Linked DNA regions of Homo sapiens: region 2 is linked to region 1. The links are chromatin loops, found by intact Hi-C in ENCODE. Cell type or tissue: Caco-2. All regions are shown on one strand. Each heading gives the region's core, and the rest is flanking DNA. Links, peaks and the distances in the headings are about the cores only.

What was found. Hi-C counts contacts between places; a loop is a spot of excess contacts. Peaks named below come from ENCODE experiments on the same cell type or tissue, not always from the same donor. Only the 100,000 strongest peaks of a DNase experiment are listed, where the experiment ranks them.
Region 2: it touches region 1 in a loop (2.4-fold over the local background); 1 of 110 quality-filtered maps calls a loop at or near these places.

The regions. Positions count from the first base shown.
Region 1 is chr15:38,869,323-38,879,467 of GRCh38, forward strand. It overlaps a transcript of LOC105370777 not described here. Among named protein-coding and RNA genes, the nearest start is that of LINC02694, 180 kb to the left of the region's middle. In Caco-2, for the core only: no CTCF peak of the experiment used is centred there; a DNase peak (open chromatin) is centred at 4,049.
Region 2 is chr15:39,149,531-39,159,675 of GRCh38, forward strand. The region is part of intron 1 of LOC105370777 (a long non-coding RNA gene); the gene reads right to left. Among named protein-coding and RNA genes, the nearest start is that of LINC02915, 96 kb to the right of the region's middle. In Caco-2, for the core only: a CTCF peak has its summit at 4,779; no DNase peak of the experiment used is centred there.

The DNA.
Region 1 (10,145 bases), core at 1,722-6,721:
CTGTCTTTATTGATACATAATAGTTGTACATATTTGTGGAGTACATGGGATCTTTTGATACATACCTATAATGTATAATTATAAAATTAGGGTAGTTGGGATAGCCATCACCTGAAACGGTTACCATTTCTTCGTGTTGGGAACATTATAATGCTTTTCTTGCAGCTATTTTGAAATATACTATAAATTCTTATTAATTATGTTTGTTCTACTGTGAACACTAGAACTTATTCCTTCTTTCTAACTGTATTTTTGTACCCATTAACCAAGTTCTCTTCCTCTCTGACTTCAACACTTCCCAACCTCTGGTAATCACCATTCTACTCCCCACCTCCATAAGTTTAGCCTTTTTAGCTCCCACATATGAGTGAGAACATGTGATATTTGTCTTTCTGTGCATGGCTTATTTCATTTAACATCATATCCTCCAGTTACATCCATGTTGCTTCAAATGATGGGATTTTAATTTTTTTATGAATGAATATTCCATTGTGAATATATACCACATTTTCTTTGTCCATTCATCTGTTGATGGGCACATATGTTGATTCTATAATCTGGCTATTGTGAATAGTGCTGCAATAAACAAAGAGGTGCAGATATCTCTTTTATATGCTGATTGCCTTTCTTTTGGTTACATCCCTAGCAGTAGGATTGCTGGATCATATGGTAGTTCTATTTTTAGTTTTCTGATGGACTTCCATACTAATCTACATTCCCATGAACAGTGTAGGAGAACTTCCCCTTCTCTGTATCCTCATCAGCAACTGCTATGTTCTGTCTTTTTGATAATAGCCACTTTAACTGAGGTGAGATGACATCTCATTGTGGTTTTGATTTGCATTTCCTGGATGATTAGTGATGTTGAGAATTTTAAAAGTAAGTTTTTTCAATAGTTTTAAATTTATTTCCAGAAATAATGAAAATAATAACAATGATTATTATCTTTGTTTTTTTAACCAATATTGTGTGATTGATTGCTGTTTAATATTTCTGTTGGAGATTAAAGGAGGACTTCCTCTCTCTGTATTAGTCAGGATAAGCTAGGTTATCCTGCAATAACAAATAATCTCTGAATCTAAGTTGTTTAAAACAACAATAGAAACAGTTTTTACTTTTTTTCCACTCAGGGTGCATGTCCACTGAAGACTGGCTCATTGGAAGTGACGAGCTAGGGATGCATTCTTGATTATTCTCACTAACAGAACCAGAATGAGTTGTGATGATAATTAATTTTAGGTGTCAACTTGACCAGATTAAGTGGTACCCAGATAGCTGATAAAGCATTACTTCTGGGCATGTCTATAAGGGTGTTTCCAAAAGAGATTGGCATTTGAATCAGTGGACTGAGTGAGGAAGATGTGGCCTCACCCAATGTGGACAGGCATCGTCCATATGGCTCAGGTCCTACTAGAACAAAAAGCCAGAGGAAAGGTGAATTTGCTCACTCCCTTCTGGAGCTGGGACACCCTTATTCTCCTGCCCTTGGACATCAGAACCCCAGGTTCTCTATCCAGCCTTTCGAATCTGGGGCTTGGATTAGTGACCCCCCAGTTTCTCAGGCATTCAGCCTTGTGACCTTCAGTCTTGTGGTGAAAGTTATGCTATTGACATCTCTGGTTTTGAAGCCTTAAGGCTTAGACTGACTCATATTACTGGCTTCCCTGGTTCTCTAGCTTATAGATGGCTTATTGCGGGACTTCTCAGCCTCCATAATCCTGTGATAATTCCTATCTCTATCTCTCCATCTCTCTCTATATATATCTTATTGTCTCTGTCTCTCCGGAGAATTCTAATCCAATGAGGGAGGCTTATCTTTAGGAAGGGAGTGGCAAGGAAGGGGTATAGCTCAGAGGTAGAGCATTGGACTACAGACCAAGAGGAAGGGAGTGGCAAGGCAAATCATGTGCTGGCCGTTAATGCTTTGACACAAAAGTGACACAAGTGATATTCATATTTCTTTCTTATTTATTATTTTTAAATAGACTTTACTTTTTAGAGCAATTTCAGGTTTATAGAAAAATTATGCAGAAAGTAGAGTTTCCAGGTATGCACTCCTTCCCCTTCCCCACACTCCTCCTCTGCCCCTCCACCCCCTTGCCCAGAGTTCTCTCTCATTAACATATTTTGAGACAGGGTCTCTCTCTGTTGCCCAAGCATGATTTCTGCTCATTGCAGCTTTGTGCAGCCTTGACCTCCTGAGCTCAAGTGATCCTTCCACCTTAGCCTCCCCAGTAGCTGGGACTACAGGCACACAGAGTCACACTGAGCTAAAATTTTTTTGTATTTTTTTTTAGAGATGGGGTTTTGCCATGTTGCTCAGGCTGGTCTTGAACTCCTGAGCTCAAGTGATCCACTCACTTCAGCCTCGCAAAGTGCTGGGATTACATGCATGAGCCGCTGCGCTTGGCTCTCTTCCATGTCTTTTTGTGGCTTTCTTTCTTTCCTTTTTTTTTTTTTTTTTATCACTGGATAATATTCCACTGTATGGATGTACCACAGTATTGCTCTCAATCATATTCTATTGACCAAAGTAAGCCACATGGCAACCCTGACTTCAAGGGAGGGAAGGGTTATCCAATCATATAATTGGAAGAAGAAAAAGTAGAACTATTTTGTGAGCAGCACTAATTAACCCTTTTGCTTCCATGTCTTGAATGAAGTAACAATGTTATGCTCACAGTCAAATCTTTTTCAGGGTAAGTGAGAGAGTTTCAATTTAACGACAACTTGGACCCCCAATTTTTGCTATGAAGAAAGTAATAAAAGGAGCCAGAACACTCCTCATATATTACAAAAAAATCTCAATATGATCTCAAAGCTTGGCTGCAGGCTGCTCACAGATCCTCTGTGTCCTCCCTGAATACCATGTAAGTGACAGCGTCTTTGGAGTCCTAAAGGGGCCACACCTTTGTCAGAAGCCATATGCACTTGTTAAACTGAACTAAATATGGCCTGAGAAGGACGCCATACTTCTAAATTTGAGTCCATGAGGACAAACTGTAACCTAACTTTATAGTCAGATAGGATTGAAAACCTGACTTAAGAGTATGTGCCTGTAACAATAGCTGAGGTCTGGCCAATCACAGCAGCCATACGTCAACCACTCATACACTGCTGAGTGTTCAGATTTGTTCAAAAAAGGCAAATGTTGAGCTGTAATCAGTCCAGCTGTTTCTGTACCTCACTTCTGATTTCTGCACGTCACTTCCCTTTTGTTGTCTATAAATTTGTTCTGACCATAAGGCATCCCTGGACTCTCTCTGAATCTGTTGTGATTCTGGAGGCTGCCCAATTTATGAATTTTTTTTTCTTGCTCAGTTAAACTCTGTTAAATTTAATTTGTCTGAAGTTTCCTTTTAACACAGTATAGCCTCAGAATATTGCTCAATATTGTCCTGGACGTAGACAGAAGTGATAACAAATCAGGTAAAGGCCAGTCCAGAAAACAGACACCCATCAGTTTTCCTAATAAAGAATACTTAATATAAGGAATTGAAGCACTGAAAGTGAGGAGGAGGACCACTGGAGGGTCACGGAGCTAGCAACTGCAGGAAGCAATCGCTACCCCTAGGGCTGAGAGAACAAAAGGGATGCGTCAGGTGCCTGGGATCTGGAAGCTTGGAGGAGGGCCCTGCAGAGCTGGAAACTGGACCAGGAGGGAGGGGTGCTGCCTGGTGGAGGCAGGTGCGTTGGAGACTCAGAGCAGGGACCCTCAAAACAGGGACTCAATATCTGGGGAGGAGGTTCTGGTTGACAGACGCTATCACTGAGGGAGTGTGTTCTTGTAGTGAGGAAAATAACTGCAAACTGGAGCTAAGGGCTGCTGGGATGATACTGACAGGACCAGCAAAAAAACAGAAGGAACAAATCCCTTCTTCCCCACTGCCTCCAGACTCCCTCTAGTGCCCCACTACTGGCAGCCTAAGAGAAATCCCTCTGGCAAAGCTGAAATGTGATTACAGAGGCCCAGCCCCAGCAACACAAAGCTGAGAATGAAGGGTGAGTGTGGAGTTTACAGGCAACAGCTTAATAATCAACACAGACACTAAACAAATATTTGGTCCCTGTCTCTTATGCTAATATTTGCTCATTACAGCTAAAAGACTCTGAGGAAGGCCGAGGTCAGAGAAGGCGTAAGATCTGCTATTGACATGTCCTGAAAGCCTTCCTTTTTGGTAACTGTCAGCTAAAAGAATCATCCCGGCAGTATCATCTGGAAACTCGTCCAGCTTGTTTTTTGGCCACCACTCAATAAGAACTTAGTTTGAGTTCCTTGCTCTTGCTTTAAGTAGCTTTTAGAGTTCTTTGAGACATTTGTACTTGAGATAGAGAAAAGAACAGCTCCATGACAATCTTGGCTTCCCCAGGGTATTTGAAGGGGCTTACTGTCCATTCCCAGTTCTGAATCACCAAATTCCACTAAATAGCCAAGGTACTCACCAACCGTTCTTCCTTAATCTTTGCAGTCCTTCCTGTTCCCATTTCTTATTTTTATGTATTTCTGTCCTTTCTTTTCCCTGTTTTAAAATCCTTCCCCTTCTTCTTTTCTGCCATTCCACTGCTTTTCCTGATAACCCTCACTCTTCCCGGGGGACAGCACAGTGTGCTTGAAAGAGCATGACTCCTGCACAAGAAGGGCCTAGGGTTAAATCCTAATTCTAATGTTTACTTGCTTTATGATCTTGAGCAAGTAATTTTTCATTTTCAGTTTTTTAAAATGGAAATAATTGCTAGGATACGTGTACTTTGTAAGAAGAAAATGAGAGAATGTATATGTAGTGCCTGATAGATAATAGGTGCTTGTTAAATATTTGCTTCCATCTCTCTTTTTGTTGTTGTTATCAAATGCACCCTTAGGTACACCTATTGAAAACCAACTTAAGACTTCCTTATGTCTGCTGCAGAGCCCTGCGCTAGGCGCCTATCTTAGACCCAGCCTGAATTCTTCTCCTAAAGTACCGAATTGTTTATTTAATCTGGCCATATTTTATTTAACTCACTTTCTCTGTCTTAATTATTTGGAAACTGGTGAGGCTCAAAATTCAGTCTGTGGCAGCCAGAATTACTAAGCTGGTGTATTTTGACTAAAACAGGGGAAAGTTTGCAGCATAAGGGAAAGAAAAGACAGACTAGGTTTGGATTACTCTGACTGGAATCAGTGGGAGATGGAAGGTTCAAGTCCTAAACTGGCATTCCCTCACACTTCATGCCAGGACCAGCCATCAGATACCACTCATCGTCATGTGCAGACTGGCCCTAGAGCTGGAAAATGGCCACCGAGGTCACGAGAGGGTGGAAATAATATTTCACTCTGTCTCAGTGTTACGACACCTTGCTGGTTATTTACCTTCCAGTCCTTTGGAACCCTTAACTAGAAGTAGTTGCAAAGTCAGCCAGCCAGCGAGCTAAGTACTGAGCCAAGCATCACTGAAGAATTTGTAAGTTGTTTTCTCTTTCTTATCTACCAAGTGCTGGTCAGGGTGAGCCTAGCACTGCATCTTGAAGCAGGGCTCCTCTCCATTGTTTAGGTTAAATTACCTGTCAGTATTTGAGGAAATCAGGGGCACCTCCTAAAATTGGAGGTGGTGCTCCTGAATCCCCCATCTTTCCTCTGAAGGTGGTACCACTTTCCATGGCTAAGTGGGAAGCCTGAGGTTTTCCTTTTTTACTTAAAAGCTTTGCAAAGGTGATAGAGAGTCTAGGCACCCAAGGGGGATTTCCTACTGTAGGGTATTTCTGTGGTTTCAGAGTCCCAAATTTAATAGTGGTGGTTTAGGGAATGCTGATTCTCAAGGGCAAAAAGGCAATTGAAATGTGGAGCCACTTCCTGTTGGTGAGGGAAGGGACACTGTAGGAGGTAATGAGCTGGTTTGCATAAAATTGCCTTTTAAACATCAGGAGATTTTATTGATTTAAATAAAAAGCCTGAGATCCAGTTCCAGGATTGGTTCAGCAACTCAGTAATACCAAAACACTGGTCTTTCCATTGCTTTGTTCTTCCTTCCTCAGGTGTGGCACCTCATGTGTGCAAGATGGCTGCTGCTGCAGTGGCAAGCACCATGTCTTCACTGACCTGCACAGAAGCTTAAATTCTGACTTGCTTGATGGCATGGCATGCATGCCCAATGGGAAAAGCCATTTGATTCATGTACAGGTTCATGAAGGGCATGATTACTGGGAGCTTCCCTTTTGGACTTGAAGTATAAGATTTATTTCACACTGATGCCCTTCCTTGAGTAATAATAACACTAATATTCACTGAGCACTTATTACCTTCCAAGCTAAACCTTTTGTTTGTTTGTTTGTTTGTTTTTGACACAGAGTCTCACTCTGTTGCCCAGGATGGAATGCAGTGGTGCCATCTTGGCTCACTGCAACCTCCACCTCCCGGGTTCAAGTGATTCTCCTGCCTCAGCCTCCTGAGTAGCTGGGACTACAGGTGTGCACCACCATGCTGGGCTAATTTTTGTACTTTTTGTAGAGACAGGGTTTCAACATGTTGACTAGGCTGGTCTTGAGCTACTGGCCTCATGTGATCTGCCTGCCTTGACTTCCCGAAGTGCTGGGATTACAGGCGTGAGCCACCCTGCACTGTGGCCAAACGCTTTTATATGAACATTTTAGTCATCTTCATAACAACTCCACAGAGAGGATATTATTTATATTATCTTCATTTTACAGATGAGAAAACTAAAGCTTAGAACAGGGTTTTTCAAATTGTGGGTCTGAAACCATTAGTAGACCATGAAATCAATTTGCTGGATTATGACTAGCATTTATAGAAATTTACATAGAATAGGACCAATCAAATGGTGCTCACAAAATATCAAAAATAATTATTTTTTATTAATCTTTTAATTTATGTGAGTATGTGTGTGTGTGTGCACACACGTAGAGTATTATTTATGTTAAATATATTTCTTACTGTGGATTGCAGTGAAAAAATGTTTGAAAAGTCTATCTTTGAGTTTAAGTAACTTGCCCAAGATCATGTGGTAAATTATGAAGCTGTAATTTGAGCCCATGCAGTCTGAGACCAGAATCTGTGCTCTCAATCTCTGCCATGCTGCCAACTTAACTTAGAGCATGGGGAGCCCAAGAAAGGGCAGTCGTGTAGAGAGGGAAAACAATGGGAGAGGAGCAGCTGGAGAATGGAGGCAAGGCCCCAGACTCCTGGAGAATGTTCTGTGTTCCTGTTACTGGGCTCAGGTTGCAAAGGTTTAGCACGCGAATGGCCGTGGCGCTCTCTGGACAGCCCTCAGAACCACAGGTCTTGGTTCCCAGCACAGTTCTGCTGGATGCCAGGCATAATTGCTATTCACTACCCCTTGTATTTGCACATCTTTGCTGGTTTGAACAAAAAATTATATTACTTTATTGATGTCATTCCCATACAGAATTTTAGAGCTGTAAGAGAACTTAAGTCCTGAGTTGTCTGGATGCTAAATGTGAGACCTGAGAGGTCAAGTGACACGCTAAGGTCACACCGAAGATGACAGGGAGCAAGACTCAGACCTTGGGCATGCAGGCCTGTGCTTTTCATTGCTTTCATTTGTATCATGACCTGGTCCTTTTAGAAGGTGGTGAATTACAGGCTAGCAGGAAAGGTCTGCGTGTGCCTCATCCTGGAGGCTTATTTGAAAACTGGAGAAAAAGATGTCTTCTCTAGTATCCATGCTGGGTTTCAAGGTGGGCTGGAATCTTCTCGTGAGAGTGCAGGGAAGTGAGAATGGAGAGAAAGGGGGTGTGCGTTGCCTCTTGGCTTGTTTTTCTAAGCACAAAATGAAACTTTTTTCCAGGCAACTTTTTCTTTTCTTTTTTTTTTTTTTTTTACAAAAATAATAATTTGAGACTCTTTCCCAGGGCAAAAATACACTGTGCAGTCTTTGTGCCCACAGCACCTGTAGAAGGGATTGAATTGAAGTTTTGTTCAAGGTGCTGAAAGTTTATGGTCCATTTAGCTGTGAAGCAGAGTTTAATGTTGGCAAACTTTTGTGTTTGTTTTAGTTTCTGAAAGTTGCTAACCATTTTCCCTTTCTTGGGGAGGAGAGCAGGCCTGGCAGGAAAGGCAGGGCCATCACTGGGGCAGGGTGGGCGGGGTGGGTAGTGTTTAGGTACAGAATCTTAATGGGCCAGTAGATATGTCTGCCTGATGCCTTTAGCACCACAGCCTGTTAGCCTGACCTGCTGGCACATGGAGTTAAGGCCGCAGAGGCTGAGGAAAGTGGGTGTTTTCGGAGCCCCTTCCTTCAGCAGTTTCATCCAGTGTGGATGCTGATGGACAGCTACAATCCCCAGAGCCAAGTGCACATTCCTGCAAAAGATAAACATTTGTCTATTTGCTCAACTCTGCTCTCACTTTGTTACCATCTAAGCCAGATCTATCATGCCCTCGATGCATTTGGCAGGAGGGAAAACAGATGGTCATAGACCTGGCTAAACAGTTCCTATTTCTGCAGCCCTGGCACTAGTAATTCTGGGTCTACTTGCAATTTTGTGTAAGACGCTAGATAAGAGGCCTAAAGCCCATCACCTGCCCTGGTCTATGCACTAGCAATAAGCAGATGTTACCTTGAGTCTGGAGTAACAACCAGACTCATTTGGCAATTCTGGAGGCAAATTGCTTGTCAGAAACACAAAAACAAATATTTCATAAACATAATAATCATGTGTCAAGGGTAAGTCTCATGTTCCTACCTCATTTCTTTGTCCTTTCCCCTAATTTCCATTTTCTCCAAGGTAATTCAGGACCCTGCTGCCTCTTGCCTAAATTAGGGCAAGAACTTTCTATCTCATCTCCTTGCCTCTAGACTCTCCCCACTCCTCCCTACTCCTTGCAAGTGCACCTCATTCCTGGCTACCATAGGCACAATCTTCTCTCTCCTTAGTGGGAAGAGATCACATCTGATTCAGCATGAGTACCTCAGCACTCAGCATGGTTACATCAGCACCCTGGTACATAGATGCTCAAATGATAGTTGTTATAAAAATGAATGCATAAATCAAGTGCTATAGTGTTGGGTTGGTACACATAGAATGTCTCTGTAAGTTCATTTTTAACTTCTCTATTTAAAGGAGGGATCATGGTTCAGAGGAAAGAGCACTAAAGTACGAGTCAGAAGACTTGGCTTTGCATGATAGCTGTGTCACCATATGCTAGCTGTCATGCTAAGTGCTTTGAATTCACTATCTCATCTCTTACAAATAACCTCTGAGATATATATATAATCTTCATATATGATATATATCATAGGTTACATGATATATGTATCATGTATCATATACATGAATAATACATATATATCATGTATCATGATATAATACATGAATTATGTATATATCATGTATCATAATATATGATATATATATATATATGTTATTCTTACTCAGTTTTAAGAGGAGTTAACTGAGACATAGCAGTTTTAGCAGACTTGCCTAAGGCACACAATTTAAGATTCTCAGGGACTCTTTGAGTTTCAAGCCCATTTGTTTAACTACTCTGCTAAACTGCCATGCAACCCTGGCCAAATTAGTAAGTCTTCAGACTCAGCCTCCTCCTCTGTAAAATGAGCAGCCTGAACTCTGCCGATTCTCTTTAAATCCTATACAGCTATTCTGTGAGTCTGCATTTCTGATTCCAAACATCCACAGAAACGTACTGTGAAACTCCAGTGAATTGTGACTTGTGTTATGAGTTGAGGGCAGGTCAGAGAACAGTAGCATTCCATTGGGAACTGGCACACATTTGCAGCCAACAGATGAAATCTACACTCCTGGCACAGAGCCAACCCTGCCCTCCATCCTAAAGCACACTTGCCTGGTGAGTCCATTTGGTCCTTTCCTGAATCCTGAACTGTCACATCTCCCTCATTGGGAAGGATAGTATGCAGGCCCGACTCCTTCATAGAGCATGGGTTGTTCATCTGTGAATGTAATTTGAGGAAAGTAAAGGCCCACCTGCCTGAGATGGCTGGAGGGCATTGTATTGTAGCAATGGTAGACCACATGTTATTAACTAGGGTTCTGATGACATCTTCCAGCTACACTCACTTGAGTCTCCTGTGACTACCACTCTTTCTCAGTTGTCATCTCTGTCTTTACTTTCTTTGTTTACACTTTAAATGTTGGATATTCCTAGGGCA
Region 2 (10,145 bases), core at 2,152-7,151, 280 kb after region 1:
CCTAAATATGTGACGTTTTTGTCAATTATACATCAATAAAGCTGGGGTGGGGGTGGGGAAGAAAAGAAGCAGGCAGAGAAAACTCAGCTTATGAAACAGCATATAGAGAAGTCACTGTGTCAGCTGCCTCGGCCTCCTGGAAGTATTGTCATTGCCCAGAAGAAGGTCCAGGAAAATGAGAAATAAGAAGGACCCCACAAATGCTCTCTTTCTTATCTTTTTCTTTTGCAAGATCATCACTCTCAGTGTTGCAAACCAAAGTATGGTTTGAGGTGAACTGCCCATCTGTTACTCACCTCCTGTCAGCTGTCACCCAGCTCACTGATTGGAAAGAACACTAGGGCATTGGGTCTAAATTGGCCAAGGGGTAGGGAACATGGAGCAGTCATAAATGGAAAGTGTTCAGGCTCAAAACAAGTTGCTAGGGGGAACCATACAGGAATCTGTGTGAGGCAGCTTGAAAATGTTTACATAAAATGCAGCAAAAGTGGGAGAGAAGAAAGCCAAATAAATCCATGCCCACAGATGTCCTCACATTTGAAGAGGGATTTTTTAGCAATTAAAAGTTTAGCAAGTGTTTGGGAGCCAGGAGTGGGAAGTTTTGGAGTCCCAATTAGGAGATAGATATAAAGTACTTCCAATCTGGAGACTGAAAAATCAGAAATAAAAAAAGGTGGTGGAGTAGTTTCAGAAAAGAGATTTTAAGGTTATTTCTAATAAAAGCCAATTAAAACAAAGCATAGCAACAACAAATTGTTCAAGACCCTTTGACTTTGTTGATTTCCTAAAATTTTATCTCTGAAATGAAAGGGTAGGTCTTTTGCTTTCTTGACTTTTTCCCCAAATAAAGAAACAAATATATATATTAGAGAAATATATGAGAGAGAAAATGTGTTTGGAGAACGTTTTTCAAAACAGGACAAGGGAATAGAAAACTCTCTCCTTATAAGTTGCTCTCAGGAAATGTTACCTTAGTATTTGCTATTTTAGTTACTTTAATCAACTGATATCTTTTTTAAAGTTCTGGATTAGAATAATTATTATAATGAGTAAAACTTAGAGTGCTTACTATAACTGTAAAAAAGATATAGAGAGTAGGTACCATTTTGGTCCTACTTCACACAGAGGGAACTTAGGTTAATAACATTAAAACAGTAGCTAGAGCTTGAACCCTGGTCTTTCTCATAGCAAAGTCACACAATTAACCATGAGTGTAAATTTTCAAACTCCACACCTCTTAGTTTCATGTGAGCTGTCCTTAATTCCCATAGCCACAACGTATTTAAATTTCAGAGAACACAACGATAGTTTTCACTGAAATTGCAAAACCATTATCCTACAGGAGACAACGTTCTAAAGGTTCAAGGCATTAGCTGCTAGAAGTGATGTGCATTGAGCGATGGGCGGGACACTATGTCAACCAAGCAAAGGCCATTCTCTTGATTCATACACTTTGCTTCTGTTTGATAATACCTACAACCTTCATTCCAGGGCCTGACACAGTGTGGGCCAAATGATATACACAAAATACACATTTTGTATTCAGTTGATATTTTTGAACTGAAAATAATATCTTCCATCAATCTCTGCTCAGGTGTCACTTGAGCTCCAAGAAGCTGTCTGCACTAGCCATGCCAGTCATGCCTGTCTCCAACCAGCCTGACTCCTTTCCTGTTGCCCCTTCACTAGTTCTGATTTCTCTCATGAAATTTAACTAAGGATTACATAAAATCTGCATAAGTCAAATGCTCTGGAAGATGGAAATTTCTATGCATGTATAAAGCGTTATTGTTATAATTGTACATGTTGCGGCATCCCAGGCAGTAATGCTTGTGAGTTTACATTTGTATGTAACATGCTCTGAGGCTGTACTGTGGGCCAAACAAAAAATATTTGATTTAATCTCACAACAACCTTTATAAGTGGCTGTTAACATTGCCCTGCTTTTACCAGTGAGGAATCTGAGGAGTAGAGAGGTTGTATATATTGAGCCAACACTCATAGTGAGGGACTGGCTCACCCAGAATTCAAACTCATCTCTGTCTGACCTTGAAGCTTACACTCTGAACCATTTTTTAAAACAGTCTCTATATATTAGTTTCCTATTTCTGCTATAACAAATCACCACAAACTTCGTGGCTTAAAAACAACACAAATTGATTATCTTACAGTTGTGGAAGTCAGAAGTGTGAAATGAGTCTTACGAAACTAAAATAAGAATTTGTTCTCTCTGGAGGCTCTATGGGAAACTCTGTCCCTTGTCTTTTTCACTTTCTAGAAGCCACTCACATTCTGGACTCTTGGTCACATCATCCTAACTTCTACTTTGGTTGCTGACTCTTCTCTAGCTCTGACCCTCCTGCCTCCCTCTTATGGAGAGCTTTGTGATTTCTTTGGGATGAATAATCTAGGATAATCTTCACATCTCAACATCCTTATTTAATCACACTTGCAAAGTTTCTTTTGTCATGTAAAATAACATATTCACAGATCCTGGGAATTACCATGCAGATGTCTTTGGGGGACCATTATTCAATTACACACTAAGAAATGCCTTATTTTTTTGTGGGGGGCGCTGGGGGAATCGTTTAACATATAGGTGTGTCTTTGCGTTTCCTTCACTACTATGATTTAAGCTCATTGAGAAAAGAGACTGTCATCTCACAGCTGGCTGTAGCTCTCTGACAGAGCCTGCTGCCTGTGTGCTCCCATCTGCAGGGTGTGAATTCAAGAGATCTCTCCCTTAGCTCTGACCTCTCAATCCCCAACTACTCCACAGAAAAAGAAACTGCCCCCCAACCATTATTGGAGGAAAAGCTTATTATTCCATCATCGGAAATGAAGCTAAAAATATAAATAGTATCGGAAGCTATAACATTGACCTCAGAATTAGACAAATTAGCAAAAATATCAAACCAGTTCTGATGGTGAAAGAAAAGAGCCCTGGTTGACTGAAGAGGCCAAAGGAAGGAGTACGGAACACAGGAAAATGATAATGAGAATTGGGACACTCAAAATAAAATTTTCTTTCTTCACAATTTTGCCAAAGTTCAGGCCTACTGTAAATAAAATTCTGGTAATCATTAGTATTGTTCACCGATATTTTCAGTTCCTTTTCTTTCTGGCACGTAAGATTGCTATTTCCAAATCCTTGCAGTTATATGTGGCTAAGGGACATCTAAGACAAGCAGAGGTACAACATGACTGAAGCGATATGTGTCACATCCGGGTGGAGGCCTTGGAGAGCGGGTGCCACATTCCCAGACACTTCCAGAGTAACTGACAATGCCTGACACCATGGAGCCTCCGTGAGCCTGTGCACCTGAGGATTAGGACATGGGGAAGGGCCTCCAGTTGACCCGTGATGGTCATAAAGCATCAGTAAGGAATAAGCCCTTGTTGTTAATAACCAATCATATATGTGGGTTTACTATATTGCAGCTAATAGAGTCTCTCCTGAGTGATGTAAAAATCTAGTTCTTTTCTGGACACAATGACTATTGAAGGAGAAAAATAAGGAAAGGGAAGGGTGGTTGGATATCATTTAGTGGCAATAGATGTTTTCTCAAACTTCCCCTAAGAACATTGCATTAAATGAAAACGAGCACTCTTCTGGAAACCTGAAAGTATAATGTAACAAGGATATACAAGGGCTTTATAAATTGTGAATCATTTTGCAAATGCTAGCTAAAACAATATTTATTTATCATCCACAACTGCAGCCAAGATTACATGTTTTCTCATTTTGTAAGTCCATAATATTTACCTAGCTCTCACTAAAGAAATACTTAATCACACTGTATGTGGACAATTCAAAAGATCAGAGACAACTCTTCTAATTTATGTGTCAAAACAAATATCCCCAAGAAAGACTAAGGCCACTTGATAGACTATGTACAATTCAAGATGAATGCTTCTTTGCTATTTTTTTTTTTTTTTTTTTTTTTGGAACAGGATCTTGTTTTGTCATCCAGGCTGGAGTGCAGTGGCACAGTCACAACTCACTGCAGCTTCAACCACATTGGCTCAAGTGATCCTCCCACCATCAGCCTTTTTGGTAGGTGGGACTATAAGCACATGCTACCATGCCCAGTCAAGTTTTTAATTTCTTTGTAGAGACAGAGATCTCACTATGTTGCCCAAGCTGATCTCAAACTCATGAGCTCAAGTGATCCTCCCATCTTGGCCCCCAAAGTGTTGGGATTACAGGCGTGAGCCACTGCTCCTGGCCTTGCTACTCTTTTTATTATTCACAACCTCTAGAAATAGTATAGGAGATCCAAGCACTAGTCTCCCGTTGTCATGGATACAGAAAGTGGAGAAGAGAGCAGGATAAGTGGCTTGTTTGGGACTAGACAAGGCTGTCACTAAATGACTCACTACTTCAGCCCTTTGCTCCTCTTGGCACCTGGACCAGCAAAGGCACACATATTCTGTAATTGTTTTGTTCCTGCCAAACCTGTTACAAGGAATAAACTTAGAGCACCCAGAAGTTTAGCAACATATTATCATCTTGGAATGTGACATTATTAAACCCTCCTAATCCCCATGTCTACAAAATTAAGAAATCCAGAGCATGTTTTCTAAATGGAAATGGAAGCGTATACAGGCTTAATCACAAAGAGTTAATTTTTAAGCCCTTAAAATTAGAGAAATGACAATGACAATATAAATTCTTATTTTTACCACTTCTGGGGTGAAGCTTGTTTGGAGAAGCTAGCACTGGTTAGAAAGAATAGCCATGTCAGACTGAGGAAATCACAGCTCTCACCTGTAGTTACTGGCAAAACAAAGTCTGGACTTTGTCTCTAGTGGCAGAGGTTGGAACTTGATCTCTTAGCTTCTAGTCAGTTCTATTGCCACCAAACAAGGAATAAGCAAGATTTCCTTCTCTGGATTGCCTTTGGGATTGACTATCTGTTCATCCTGTTTAGTGAGTCTCCTCTATAAGGAGTCTTCAGGGTTCCAGGCACTCTGAGGGCTGTTTCTCACTCCAGGGCCCCTCTACTGGAGGGCACAAACTGTGGGCCACATACAAGGTACAGCCACACCCCAGGGTGCTGTCAGAGTCCAGCACTCACAAGTTTACAATGGTTACCCACTTGGTTTCACCTCAGGTCACTGTTACTTTCTTTTAGCCACCTATTCTTTAGAAGACAAGTTCCCTTCCTGATTTCTGACCATTCTCTTCTTGACAGGGTCAACTTCCATAGTGCCACCTACCTTCCTCCTTTCCTGACCCAAGCTACTCTTTCCCAACTTTTCTCAGATCCTTTGTTGAAACAATTTTATTTTGCACTGTTACATTCCCTCGTGTGTCATGAGGGGTGCACTTCAAGTAAATGTCCACACTGACAAAGCAACTATATCTCTGTAACTAATTCCAGCCAAAAAGTTCTTCCTAAAAGGAGTATAATTAGGAAAGAAATTATGCACATAAACAACATTCCTTTCCTGGGATGGACTGATGATTGTTGGAAATATTTTATTAACTCATACCCTCCTTTATTCCCAAAAGGATTCAGGGCAGCATCTTTCCATGCCTTTTTTGGAGTGTAGGGTAACATATGCTGCTGTGGTCTGTGAAAAGAATGGGCAGCAGCCGGGTGCGGTGGCTCACGCTTATAATCCCAGCACTTTGGGAGGCCGAGGCGGGTGGATCACAAGGTCAGGAGATCAAGACCATCCTGGCTAACACAGTGAAACCCCGTCTCTACTAAAAATACAAAAAAAGTAGCCAGGCTTGGTGGCACATGCCTGTAGTCCCAGCTACTCGGGAGGCTGAAGCAGGAGAATCACTTGAATCCAGGAGGCAGAGGTTGCAGGGAGCCGAGATCATGCCACTGCACTCCAACCTGCATGATAGAGAAAGGCTCCGTCTCAAAAAAAAAAAAAAACAGAATGGGCAGCTCTTGCTTTAGTAAGGCTTCCATTCTTGTTTTAAGAAATAGCAAAGGGTTAATATTTAAACTCATAAAGCTCTTGAAACCTTGTGTAAGTAACCTTATCCTAGAAAAATGACCTGTATTTTAATTTATATTAGATGGGGAATTTTCACATGTAAACCTTCCCTAGGTAAGAAAAAGAAAAGGAAGATTCCCGAAAGACTCAGATAGAAGAGAGAGGGTAACCGTCAAAGAAAACACATCCTGTCTAGGATAATATGGGGTCTGGATCATCAAAATTGTCTGAATTTTTATTGCTTTCCCTGCCATTATGATTTGAAAAGGCTTGTTGAGATGTCCTCTCTACCAGATTGGATAAATCAATGTCCTTGGCTGGAATGTTCAAGCTCAGAGAGGCCAGGAACTCAGGTGTGTGACCTTCGACTTTTTAATAAATAGAAAGCAATGAAGACTGCCTGAGGTTACAGATCATTGAGATGAGTTTTAATTACCCTTTTGGGGAGACACAAGCCAAAGCGTTCAACAAAACTACAACCCATTGGCTCTCTCGAGTTTAGAACATTAATGTCTCATTTCCATAGCTCTCTCGGTCATCTCTTAAACACAATGTTTGAATTCCCAAGGTCATTTTGCCATGAATTTCTCCCAAACCCTTAAGAAAAGACAATATCAGCAGGGAAAGAGGCCAGTCCACTCTTTCAAGGAAGCAGTTTTCAGAGAAGTATCAAGACCCTTGTCAGCACTAGGAAGGATATGTGAATTTTTATGATTGCCTCTTTACTCTTTCCCACATGTGATCAATGACTAGAGGTGAAGTAAGTCCTTCTCAGGGTGGGACAAGAGGCATGTCTAAGGCTTGTTTCCTTATAATTTTGTCTTTCATTTACTTTCTGTAGTTCTGTGGCCAGCTCATAGGACTCCAGGGACCTTGAGACTGAAGCACATTCTACAAATAAAGTCAAATGCAGTGAGTAATCTGAGCTCAGTGCAGCTGAGAGGGCAGGGGTCAGGCCTGGAAGTCATCAGATGAAAAATCAGACCAAAAATTAAAATGAAAATATTGGCAGCTAGTGAAATACCAAAAAACGACAATTCCTTCATTTGGTCCTCCCTGCCTTTCCAGACCATGATCTCTCACGCTACATTCAAGTTCCAAGGAGATCCTTCTCTATGCAGAGATCATATAGGACCCTCAGGTGCTTGCGAGAGCATATGGTATGTTCTTTGCCCCTGGGAACGTTCTCTTTTGGACATCAGCTGAATCCTTACAAGCTCTAGTGTTGCTCTAGTCTAGACTCAATGGATCACTGTCCAAGGAATCAGACCTATTGATGACTCTCAAAAATTTCAGTAAAGGGATACTTATATAAACATCAAACTGAAGAGCCATTTATCAGCTCTGTGTGCACATAAATCATCACCCAGAGAGAGGATATTTCAACCAGAAAAGATAAGGAAGTTTAGCTAAGCTGTCTGAAGAAAGTCAGTGAAGGTTGAATAAGGATAAAGGGAGGCTTCCCTATTAGGACATGAAGGGAAAAAGGGAAATTCCCCAAATAAGAAAAAAATTGGGACAAGCCCAGTCAATTACAGAGACTGCCCTGAAAAGACTGGCCAATGTGAGCTGACCCTGGAGCTGAGACTAAAAGCTAAATGCCAAAGTCTGTTTCTCAGAGGTCAGCTGGTGCCTGAGACCCAGCATCGGGGTTATTAGGCCATAGCTGGAGCCTTCCTGGCTCAGCCTCACTCCCCAAAGGGCCATTGTTATTCAATAGGCCAATAGTTGCTAAATCCAACTGAACAAGATGAATTATATAATCTTTCTCTGTGGGGGTTTTATGATTAGATAAGTTTTGCATAGAGACTTCAGGAAGGCCACCCTTAATTTAGACTTTGGATTAATATTCACTCTCTCATAATTTTATGCATTATCTCCTAGATAGAATTCACCTGATTATAAGGGAAAAAAGAGATGAGATAGTCTGAAAAATACTCAAAGACATGCTGCCAACTTAATAAAAGCTAAAAGTTTCAGCCTAAACATTCCTCTTTAATGAAGACCTTGGTGCAGCTGAAATGGGATGATTCCATTCTAAAACATCTAAAGAAATTTACCATAGTTAGCAGAACAGATTTGCTTCTTCTCAGTGAAATTATCTTTCATCTTTCTCAATGTTTATAAAAGTAGGATCTTTAAAAGTCTGCATTATAAAGCAAAAAAAAAAAAAAAAACTGTCCCACAGCTAAAAACCAAAAATAAGTCATCAAAACTGAAATGGAAACACATTCCCCTCGATAATTACATTTTAGTAAATAAAGATATAACTAGCTGTTGGTGATGATTTCTGGTGATGAAAATGACCCAGAATTCTACTTCAATCATAGTTGAGTCCAATTTTTAAAAATCAATCACATTTACTTGTTGTATGTCATTATGCCAATGAATAGGTTAACAAGAAGATAGCTGCTAGCAACAATATTCCAATTCAGAAGTGGACATGAAGACAAACAGGATTCTCTGATGAATGACCCCAGTGGGTAATTAGCAATGTATTGAAAACAGATAACAGGTGCCCTAGACTCCCCAGCCAGCAAGGAGGCTATGTCCAAACTCAGCTTCTCACAGATCTCTAGTTAGTGGGGGGGTGTCTTTCCCAGAACTCCCCTTTAAACAGCTGGCACCTGAGCTCAGACTTCCAGGAACTTAAGCCCAAAATGCTTATTCACTCCGTTCCAGGCTGCTCTCAGGCTTACTCTATAAAAAAGGGAGAGCCACAGAAAAGAGTGTTTTCTGGAACCCAGATCCTCAGTGTAATTAGATGTGTTCCAGCCTAAGCATTTCTTTTTTGCAGGAAGCCAAGAGAACAGAGACCCATGCAGCCACTGGCTCTTCTGCCTGTTAATTCCAATCTGTCTCAAATAATGCTGTTCACCCAGAGTCTTTGCATAACAATGAGGAAACAGAGACACAAGGGTACAACACCGCCATCATCTATCCATCGAGTCAGCAGAGTCACTGTAGATGGCATCCACCTTCTTATTTACAAAGAAACCGATACACAAAGACACCAGCCATAGACCTAGACTTTAAACTGTATTTGCTACCCCTTTTATGCCCACAACATAGTAGTGCCTGCAGAATTGTTAACTAAAGTGTTTCTCTAATGAGGGAGTAAGTGAGCATTCTTATATGATGGCTTTCAGTAACCAAAAGGAAACAAATTTAGTACAAGGGCGCTTTGGTAAAATGACATAGGAAATGGATTCTGGTATTTGCCTGCAATAAATTATAAATTGGCAGGGAACAGACAACATTTTATATTCATTTAAAATAAGCATAATGAAGAATTGCTTTTTAAGTGAAGACCAAGATAATCTCGGCATTTGACGTTATCAACACATCTTTCATTTTCCCACATACAATCTGCCCTGTGCTGCACACCACAAATTTACATGCAAAAAATATAAAAGGGAGGCTGGGCGTGGTGGCTCACGCCTGTAATCCCATCACTTTGGGAGGCCGAGGCGGGCAGATCACGAGGTCAGCAGATCGAGACCATCCTGGCTAACACAGTGAAATCCCGTCTCTACTAAAAAAATTAAAAATAAAAAAATTAGCCGGGCATGGTGGCGGGCACCTGTAGTCCCAGCTACTCAGGAGGCTGAGGCAGGAGAATGGCATGAACCTGGGAGGAGGAGCTTGCAGTGAGCCGAGATCGCGCCCCTGCACTCCAGCCTGGGCGACAGAGCGAAGACTCCGTCTCAAAAAAAAAAAAAAAAAAAAAAAATTTATATATATATAAAAGGATACAAATAATGTCTGAATGATCTGAATGATCATGTCTGCTCTTGTGTATGTAAAAGCCTAATTTCCAAAAGTGGAATAAAGAGAAAAAATACACAAACAAAAATTATAAGCTCCTGGAGTTCAGCCATGAAATATTATTGAGATTAGAAGAAGGGTGAAGCCATGGTCAAGCTCTTGATGAAATGCCCTGCTTGCCTATAAAGAGATGTGAATCTTAACATCTCCATGGTGATGAGCAGACAGATGCCCACTGGTGTTTTCATGTCTACATTTAATGGGTGAGAATTTCAATGATTTATTCCAAGCTTTGGGGGCTGGGGGTAAACTCAGATTTTTATCTAGCATGAAACTCTTGTGGCCTCTCTGAACAATGTAGCCTGACTTTCTGTTGGATTGATGCTGAAAAGCTCTTTTATTTCTCTATAGCAAAT